Regions from separate parts of the Homo sapiens genome. Here region 1 is linked to region 2. Evidence: chromatin loops called from intact Hi-C (ENCODE). Cell type or tissue: GM12878. All regions are shown on one strand. Region 1 overlaps BICC1 (BicC family RNA binding protein 1). Region 2 overlaps CCDC6 (coiled-coil domain containing 6).

What was found. A loop is a pair of places that touch in the nucleus more often than their neighbours do. Peaks named below come from ENCODE experiments on the same cell type or tissue, not always from the same donor. Only the 100,000 strongest peaks of a DNase experiment are listed, where the experiment ranks them.
Region 1: a loop joins it to region 2, with 2.9 times the contacts of the local background. A loop is called at or near these places in 6 of 110 quality-filtered maps.

Annotation. Positions count from the first base shown.
Region 1 is chr10:58,779,640-58,784,639 of GRCh38, forward strand. All of the region lies in intron 3 of BICC1 (BicC family RNA binding protein 1), which reads left to right. Among named protein-coding and RNA genes, the nearest start is that of LINC00844, 220 kb to the right of the region's middle. In GM12878, a CTCF peak has its summit at 2,430 (motif pointing right); a DNase peak (open chromatin) is centred at 2,482.
Region 2 is chr10:59,806,795-59,811,794 of GRCh38, forward strand. It overlaps CCDC6 (coiled-coil domain containing 6), which reads right to left. Exons shown (of 9, transcript NM_005436.5): 6 at 128-284. Among named protein-coding and RNA genes, the nearest start is that of MRLN, 56 kb to the left of the region's middle. In GM12878, a CTCF peak has its summit at 2,769 (motif pointing left); a DNase peak (open chromatin) is centred at 2,757.

The DNA.
Region 1 (5,000 bases), 1.0 Mb before region 2:
ACTATACTTGAGTGATTCAGTGACTTTTCCAAGGTGACAGAGTTTGTTTATGGCTAAATTGCGATTAACTGTAGACACCACATATTTTTACCACATCATAAAGGAAATCTGTAGTCGATTGCCACGTTAAAGGCATTAAAAAGTAATAAATTCTGTGTGATACATTCTGGCTTTTCCTAGCTTTTCCCTATATGATTCCAAGTGAACTAACGCCCTTGAGAAGCCTGGGGCTTTTTCTGACACTTTTTTTTCTTTCTGAGATTTTTTTCACAAAATTGTAAGCCTAGGGCTACATTCTTTCTTACATAAAAATTTTGGCTATTATTACTTTGGAACTACTTGCCGACTGTTGACATATTCCCAATGGTTGCAAAGAATCTCAGAAGAAGTTGGAGCTGCGCCTCAGTGTTTGTCAACACTGGCCACTCTTGACAGATCCAGGCCCCAGGTAATGCCCGTCTTGATTATATTGTTTCAGAAGTAAAGCGCTTTTGGAAGAAATTAACTTGAAACAAACGTGAAAGAGCTCCACGCCAGGGGAAAGTAAATTCTGTCCACTCATCTGTTTGACAGTTTTGTTTATGTACATAAAATGTACCACAGCCATCCAGATTTGAAGCCATTTATAATATATGGAAATTTTCCCTGTAAACAGAAGTACAACTCTGATACGATAACTTTTGTTTTGTTTTTATTGTGAGTGGGAGGCGGGGAGGTAGTCAAACAAGGGATTTTTCTGTTGTTTTCTGTCTCTAAATGTACATGCCGAGGGTGGAAGACATACTGTGAATTTAGGGGGTTGAATCCTGTTCTCAGCAGCACTTAATCATGGAGACAGGAAAGTGGCTACAGATTTTTGATGAAAGATTGGCCTAAATTCATCATGTGTCTATAGCACATTACTCTCTGTAGCATAATAAATGCAAATGGCTGACATGAGTATTTTCTGCAGATTTTGCTGTGGAATAGGAATGAAGTGGGAAGGAGGTTTAGGGGCCTGAAGGAAGAAGGAAGAGGCAGTAAAATATTCACTAATGTTTCCAGGGGTGGGAATGTTTCCAAGGATGGAAAACCACAGAGTAGAAACCAGAGTACCAAGAGATAATCTTTTAAAAGCATAACTAAACTTCACATTAAGTCATAAAAACATTCAGTATTCTTACAATAGAGTAAGGTAGAGAAAATAAAATTTTAATTTTAAATATTGAAATACTTTATTTTTATTGAAAATATGGTTTTTAGCGGGTGTCCTTACGACAATTGTTGCCTTGTTAAGTCCTTACAGATATCCATATGAAAGTCACAAGAACCTTTATGTTCAAAGGTTTAACATTTTTAAAAAGGGGCATTTTTTTCTCTTTGGCATTATTCACATATAAAATACCCATTTCATATGCATTTCCATTACAGCTTCCTATTACTTAGAGAAGGTTGGATTACCATCTGGTCACTTTCTCTTCATTAGGATGACACCAGAGGGATGTGAGCAGACGGGTAGGACAGGAATCTAAAAACCAAAAATTGAGATGAATATCTGACAGTTTTTTTGTATTTTTAAAGAGGTGCTAAGATCAGAATATTTGAACTCAGAACTTTTTTGGAAAGTACCACACACACAGTCACCTAGGATATGAGCTTTAGACTCTTTCTATAGACTTCCATCTCCTCTCTCTGTATTTAGCCATTTCCTAAATTATAGGTGCCATCCGTTCATTCAGCAACAGCTTATTGAGTATCTACCACTTGTTTGGCACTGTGGTAGTTACAAAACCAAATTAAACATGACCCCTGTGTTCAGGGAACTTGAGGATTGGTTTTAAAGTAGTAAATTTTTTTTTAAGAGTAAATGTCTCAAAACCTTTATGCCTAAATTGAGTTCTTCAAAGCAATTAATTTTGGGAGGGAGAAGCTCTACGCTTATTTCCTATTTTTCTGTTATGCCATCTTCTAACCCTCTTTATAGCTGACTTTTTCCTCAATTTATGTTTATTAATGTGGTTAATACTTTGACTTTTCTCTGTCAAGTATTTGCAGAGTGGGTCTAAAGGAAATCTTAATCCCTTTTGGTATTACACAGACATGTTTGAATTGTAAACTGTTAACAGTCATTGAAAAACAGAGACCTGTATTTCAGGAATTGAAATGAATAAATTAAGATCAACCTGGAAAAAAGGACACATCTTGTATGCATCTTTTAAGCAAGAGCCAAAAAGGGAATGAAAAACACAATGCTGCTAGCCACTTTAGCAATCTAAACCAGAATTTTGTCATGTTTGTTTTTCTCTGTCCTTATTAAGCTTGACTATTTGAAGAACCACTTTCCAAAAAAGCACTGATTCAGACCCTGGAGGTAAACGTGTTACATGTTGGTGACTGTCTCTGCATGCATGCTCATGTGTCTTTGTGCCCACTGATAATTTATATTTTTGGTCACTAGATGGTGCCCTTTCACTTTGAATGAAAGTGTATTTTCTGTTGAGGCGTTTGCTTTTTATTTTGCTTGTTGTTCTGTTGATGCAAAGATGGTGGAAAATCATCTTATTTCTTGATTTAAGAAAATCACATTCTCTCTTAAATCGGATACGAGGCTCCCTGTCCCTCTATGTATGCATAGGAATTTTAATGCGATTATCCAACCTGTAAAGTCACACATTTGTAGATTATCATACCACTCAAAACTTACTGTTAATTTGTTTTGTGGGAAAAATACAAATTTATCCTATAGAAGCATTTTGTATAATATATATAGGACCAATACATAAATGACTACAATTGAAATATCTATGTGGTTCAATCTGCTGTTTCTGTACTTGAGTTAACCATCACTTGGAAAGCCAGTGAAATGCCAGTTACTGAGTCCTGAAGGCCCAGAAACCTGTATTTTAACAGGCATGTTTTGAGACACATTGGCTTCTAATCACCCACAGTAGTAGTGAACATTTTCAGTAGAGGTTAACTTCATTGTCAACCAGCAGTAACTAAAACCAAAGTTAAGGATAGTTGAGAGTGAAATTTTGAAGGTAGACAGCTCTTTAAAACCTGATTGAAGGTAGACAGCAACTGGAAAACCTGATTGAAGAGGGAATTAAGGAGGCTAGTCCCCACCCTGAGGCTTTGGCTTGGTATCTCCCTCTACCTGGAAGGTTCCAGCTCAGCCAAGTATCCTACCTCCTTTAAGCCTATTGCCTAGCCGAGCTATTATGGATGAAATAAGAATTATTGAATAAAATGATCTGTCTGTTTACATAAGTGTGGTAAAAGTTGGCTAGAGTATAACAGAGAAAGGGCAGTCCTGGTTCTTGTTAGGATGCATTAGAGAGCAAGCAATGGGAATGAGATGCTGTTGGGCTCTCTCCCAACTTGGGTTGGTCAGACGCCCCTTGTGCCTTGCTGTTAGGCCCCTCATTTCATAATAACTGATGCTTAACATTTTGGCAAGTTTTAACCACTCTTAAGACCTTTGACCTTCACAGTGTCCCTGTGACAGGTTAAGTGTCAGGGGAGGGATTACAAAATAGGATAAGGAAGGGTGCTTGAGACCAAGAGCAGCCACCAGGAGAGGGTGGGGGCTGGAGGTGGTGACAGAGACTCAAATTAGGCACAGCTGCTGGACATCTCCCCAGGAGGCCAGAGGCATTCCTGAACTCTGAAGCTTGGTGCACTGTTATTAACTGTGATTTCACCATCCTGGTCCTAGCAGTGGGTAGCTTTAAGAAAAATCGTTTCCTCCCTTCTTTCCTTCCTCCCTCTTTTTTGGTGAGGGGAGTGGCAATTGCCCAATTGCAACATAAGAATATGATATGCTCTCTGTGGCGTTTTCACCTAGGCTGTGGGATGGGGGTGGGAGATCACAGTGTCAGGGGAGTATGTGTGGTTTAGATAAAATCCCCACCCAGTGATTCTCATGCCTTATCCTAGAGAATAGATGCTTTAGGAGTTAAAGGATTCAGGCGGAACTGGTGGTAAATTGTGAAAGGTGTGAAAGGTGTGAAAGGTGCTCAGTAAACATTTACTGACTCTTTACTGCCTGGATGCAAAGTACAGGATATAAAAGACTTAGCCAGTACTAACTGACTTTCTTAGAAGTCAGTACATTGTAGACACTCAGTAAGGTTGAGACATGATCAATGGTTGTGATAATCATAATGAATTATCTCTATGTTATTCAGTTTTATCATAAAGCTGATGGGTATAGAACTTTTGACTTATCCTAGAATGATCTTGATCTGTGTCAAAGGCTGACCTGTAAAATAAGAGAATACCTGGATTGCTGGGCAACTTGAAAACCTGATTGAAGAGAGAATTAAGGAGGCTAGTCCCCACCCTGAGGCTTTGGCTCTGATATCTCCCTCTACCTGGAAGGTTCCAGTGTCTTACCTCCTTTAAGCCTTTACTCATATCTCCTTTTCTCTATGAAGTCTGATACTCCTCAAGACTCTCTCATAGCTGGTACTTCCTCATCTTTTTGTGTTACTCTTCTTTTTCTTTTTTCATAACATGTATGTTCTGATTAATTATTAATTAGATAATTTATTTGATTAAATTATATTTTGTCTCTGCAGAAGAGCCAAGTTCTTTGTGGACAGGACTCTTGCTTCTTCACTTATCTCTTCTCTCTAGTCCCTGGAACAGTGCCTGGTACATAGTAGAAGTACAGAAAAGATTTGGTGAATGAATGAATGCTTTCCTGTAGAAAGTTTAATGGCAGTAATAAACAATATTAGTCACTCAATACTAATTCTGGATAAATATTGAATTAAATATTCCTGAATGAAAGTTAAGGTTTTTTTTCTATTAGCCTTCACTGTGGTGATGTCTTTTAAATGAAGTTATTGCATAAAGTGTGGATCCAGAGTTGGAAGACATTGGATTATAATGTCCAAGCTTCTGAGTGGTTTTCTGGGAGAAGTTACGAAACCACTCTGTGCTTTAGTTTCCTCTGTAAACAACGTCATGAATCTGTGCTGTGGATTAAGTGAATTGATGCACTTCAACCCTTA
Region 2 (5,000 bases):
TCATTAGCACAATAAATACATATTTAAGCCATCCCCTTATACACCTAACAGGATACCAAAGAAAACCTCTGTAGAACCTGGGTTTTATTTTTTAAACAAAAACAAGGCTCATAAGACATGCACACACCTTTCGTCGTCCATTTCTAAGCTGGACTCACTCTCGGAGAGCTGTCGACAGAGGGCTTCTCTTCTCTCCATCTCCCTCTGCAGCTTCCTCTGGAGCCTCAAGTTCTCTTCTCTCATGTGACGTTCCTCCTCCAGATACTGTGCCATTTTCTCTGAATCTGAAAAGTCAGAGTTTTCAATTAAACCATGTTTCATGCAATCATATCCAAATCTAAAAAAAAGGAGACTTCAGTTCAGCCCCTATGCCATAGACAGAGGGAATTGTTACAAGATGGTCTTTCTGGTCGGGTATGGTGGCTCACACTTGTAATCCTGGCACTTGGGGAGGCTGAGGAAGGCGGATCACCTGATGTCAGGAGTTCGAGACCAGCCTGGCTAACATGGTGAAACTCAGTCTCTACTAAAAATACAAACATTAGCTGGGCGTGGTGGCAGGCACCTGTAATCCCAGCTATTCGGGAGGCTGAGGCAGGAGAACTGCTTGAACTCAGGAGGTGGAGGTTGTAGTGAGCGAGACTGAGCTACTGCACTTCAGCCTGGGCAACACAGCAAGACTCTGTCTCAAAAAACAAAGAAACAAAAAAGATATCTGGTCTTTCTCATTCTCCCACACATAGATGAGATATGGATTTAAAGTTTATCTCAAGTATAAAAGTTTACCAATTATTTGCATTTAGAAAAAAATATAAAAGGCAGTGTTGGCAGGTTAGGCATCGTCACTCCCACTCATTTGCATTCTAAAGTGCTTTAAGTAGAAGAGGAAATGGTGGAATTGGAGTCTACAAGTAGCCACTACAAGAGCTCTTCTCTACATTGCCAGAGCTGGGAAAGGAGGGAGGCCCAGATTCTGCCCATGGGCTCTGCTCTAGACACCAGTTTGGCTGCCTCTCAACTCCAGACACAGCAAGCCATCTAGGGGAGCCTGTGACACTTGTTGGCATTCCCGCTGTGCACAGTGGTGGCGGCACACCAAGAACCACTGTACTAGAACATGTGATAACAGTTAACATTCTTTTCACGAGAATAGACATTGACATAGTAAACTAGAAAACTTCAGATTAATATTTCCAAGTCTAATTTGTGGTGTGTGTGTGGCTGTCTGTTACCCTGACTCACACACACGTAGCGGCAGAGGGCAGGTGAAGTCCTGTATATAGCTGGCACCTCTAGGGATGGCATCTTGCTTATGACAAATACCCCTTCCTCAGGAGCTCCCCCACAAATCCAGGTCTCTGCTACAGCACCCATCTCCCAGGACAGAGCTGACTAGCCCTGGCACTAGCTGTTGGACCCAGGCTGAGCCACTTAGACTACCTCTCCCAGGAATCTGAAATGGGGAACTGACATCTTTATGGGGATCCAGGGTCTGCTTCAGCTAAGTTCCCCGGAGCCATCAAAACTCTTGTCCTTCCAAGGTTATTCTTCACAGGATTCTGTGGCATACTCCACAACCTTCCAAAAAAAGAAAAACACGTCTTCCTTCCTCTTTTGACAACCTCCCCACCGCCCCCATTCCTTTCTGGTTTATCTCACACAGAATCTGCTACCAAGTAACCAGAATTATCTAATACAAAATGTGGTGTCTACCCATCTTCTTGCTTCATTTCTTTTCCTTGTCTTTGTCAATGAACTTGGGAAAAGTAAAATCTCCATATACTTCTCTTTTCTGAAAAGCAGCTACAAATTCAGTGGCCATGAGCACGTCTAAGAGAGTTTCCTGTAGGCTGCTGTTCCATATTGTCAGTTCGGTCCAAATTTAGGGAAGAAGGAGGGAGCTGAATGCCACAATGAGCATTTTTCTCCCACAGACTGACCCTATTTCAACTCTCAATGCCCATCAAATTAGTTTCAGTTTTAAGCAACTCTACAAAGGTCTGGCATTTTAGCCAATAAAGACTTCTGATAAGTATTCAATGATTTCCAAGACAGCATCATTACAGATATACAAAAGCTCTTGAATATCCTTATTTTAGAAATTCAAATAAAAATACCAAAATTATTAAACACTATTACGTGCACTAAACACTAAATCCCTTGGCTGTTTCAACATAGCCAGAAACCCCGCTGTCTAATCCAGACACAAAAATCTCTTTAATTGAAGGCATGCTGGGAAAATATTTACAAAGTACACTTTTAATATAAACGATTTAAATTATTTGATCCCAAATATGCAAGCATGCAGAATTTTTCACTTGGCTCTACAGGAAACAAAAGATTGACCCCTTGGAGTATTTGCTGTTTCTAGAACTAGAAGGGTGACTGTCAGAGCAAGCTGACTTTCTTTTCCATAATAGGACTCTTATAATGCCTTTTACAGGAAGGGTGCTGGAGACTACCATGAAATCCTTTGCAGAATTAACATTAGTGAGGCTCCAAGAACAATAACTTCAGAGAACATTGTCTTTCAAAGAAAAAATGGCAATCCTTTAGCATCGGGGAACTCAGCAGGGGGATCCTTAAACAATATATCTATAGATAAGAATGTCCCCTGCAGTGATCGGCTGGGAAGACTTCCTGGCAGTTCAGCAATTGACCTAGAAGACAGAGGCACAGAGAAGGCACCAGGTCCAACACCTCTGGGTGTCACTGACTCACACACAGAAGGCTGTCACCAGAGCATTCCTTGGCTGCCCCCTGCTGGCACACAGCCTCACCTGACCAGATTTGTTCCTATGAGTCCTCCTCCTTCCTCTTGCACACAGAACTCCCTAGTACTTAGGGGCCACAGCTTATATTTCCCCAGGTCTACAGCCATCTCCCAATATAGTAGGCCCTCACTTAACATCATCCACAGATCCTTGGAAACTGTGACTTTAAGTGAAACAACATATGTATGCCATAGGAACTTAACTCTTGTTTGTATCAGTTAGCCTACGGTAAAATTGGTTTGGTTATACAGAAAGTTGTTTCACTTAAAGTCTCAGTTTCCAAGAACCCAAGGATGATGTGAAGTAAGGACTTACTGTATTTTAGTCAAAGATGGTGTGAACTGCGGATGACTTCCACACAGATTCCAAAGAGGTGGCTCCCAAATGATCCAAAGATCTGCATGGCTTGCATTCCCTTCCAAGTTCACAGTTAGAAAATACCAGTGCCCAGACTATACCCCAAGCCAATTCAGTCAGAATTCCAAGGATGAGTCCTAGCCACTGGTCTATTAAAAGCTGGCCAGGCGATGCCAACGTTCAAACATTGCTGAGAACTGTTGAGAGAGAGGTTCAAGTTCAGATGCAGTCAAGCTTGGAGGGTGAGGAGCCACCTGCCATAGCTGCATCCAAAAGAGGCCCAGGTCATCTAACCTAAGGAGAATGCAAGGAATGGATGATGAAAAGTCACTAACACATCCTTTAGGCCCAATCCAATCACTGCAAGCAGCTAAGTGCCACTGCTGCTTCTTTAGTTCAGCTTTCTCTGTCCTCACAAAATCAGAAATAGCACTTACAAATGCCTCTGTTAGTATCTGCAGTCTCTTCAGACTAAACAGTGCAGTATGGAGATAGTAGTAAGCATACATTCTCCCCAAATTCCTTCTGAAATTTTTGCTAGGGGCACGATGGAGCAGTATAAAGGAGGAGGAAAAATGCAAACTGACAGCACGGGAAAAAGTTCAGGAAGGTGCTGAAAGATGTTTGTGTACTCACATGGTAAAAACTCAAAAATCTTAAAATAACTAATATTTGAGAACTATTTGATATATCTCATTTGATTTCCACCAAACACACATAGTAATTAACAACCTGAGGTCCACATCAGGATTACTTATATATATATTTTTTTAATATGCTCCTTTTTTACTCCATGGAGTAAGCCCAGAAACCTGTATGGTGCTAGAATAGTGATTCCCTAAAGATGTCCACATGCTAATCCCCAAAACCTATAAATGCTACTAACCTCACTTGACAGAAGGGCCTTTGCAGAAGTGATTAAGTTAAGGGGCTTGAGATGGGTAGATTATCCTAGATTATCACAGTGGGCCCAACATAATCACAAGGATCCTAATAAAGGGAGGCAGGGGAATCAGAGTGAAAAGAAGATGTAACAACAGAGGCAGAGGTGGGGTGGTACGACTGCAAGGAAGGGGCCACAAGCCAGGGAATCCAGGCAGCCTCTAGAGCTGGAAAAGGCGAGGAAACAGAGGCTCCCCAACAACCTCCAGAAGGATGGCTGCCCTGATGACACCCTGATTTTAGCCTAGTGAGTCCCATCTTAGAACTGTAAGATGGTTAAGTTTGTATTGTTTTGAGCCTCTAGGTTTGTGGTAATTTGTAATAGCAGAAATAGGAAAGTACTACACCATATTTCTCAAAGGCTCCAAGGATGATACTGATACACCATCCCAGATGCTCCACGGCACAAGAATTTGTAAGGAACTTCAGAGACGAAAACAAAGGTAGGAACCACTGAACTTTTTAAAATGCACATTCCATGTGGCCCAACAAATCCACTTCCTGGAATCTATCCTGAAGGTGTTCCTGCACAGGTATCAAACACGTGTATAGAGATGTTCATTGCGGTTGTAGCATAGCAACCAAAAAGGGTCCACTGGTATGGGACTAGTTGAATTATGGCATATTCATACAATCAAATACTATGCAGCCTTTAAATAAGGGATGAAGGCAGCTTTGTATGTATCAGCAGGGGAGAAAACTACAATGCATAGTAAGCGAAAAGAGAAAGGTGTAAATGAGTGTGCTCATTGTGTTACTACAGCTGTCCCTCAGAACCTGTGAATCCCAAGTATACCAATATGTGTGCATACTCAGGTCCTGTAGTCAGCCCTGAGGAACCCACAGATAGGAAAAGTCAGCCTTCCACATGTACAGGTTTGACATCCCATGAATACTGTATTTTCCATCCATCTTTGGTTGTGGATG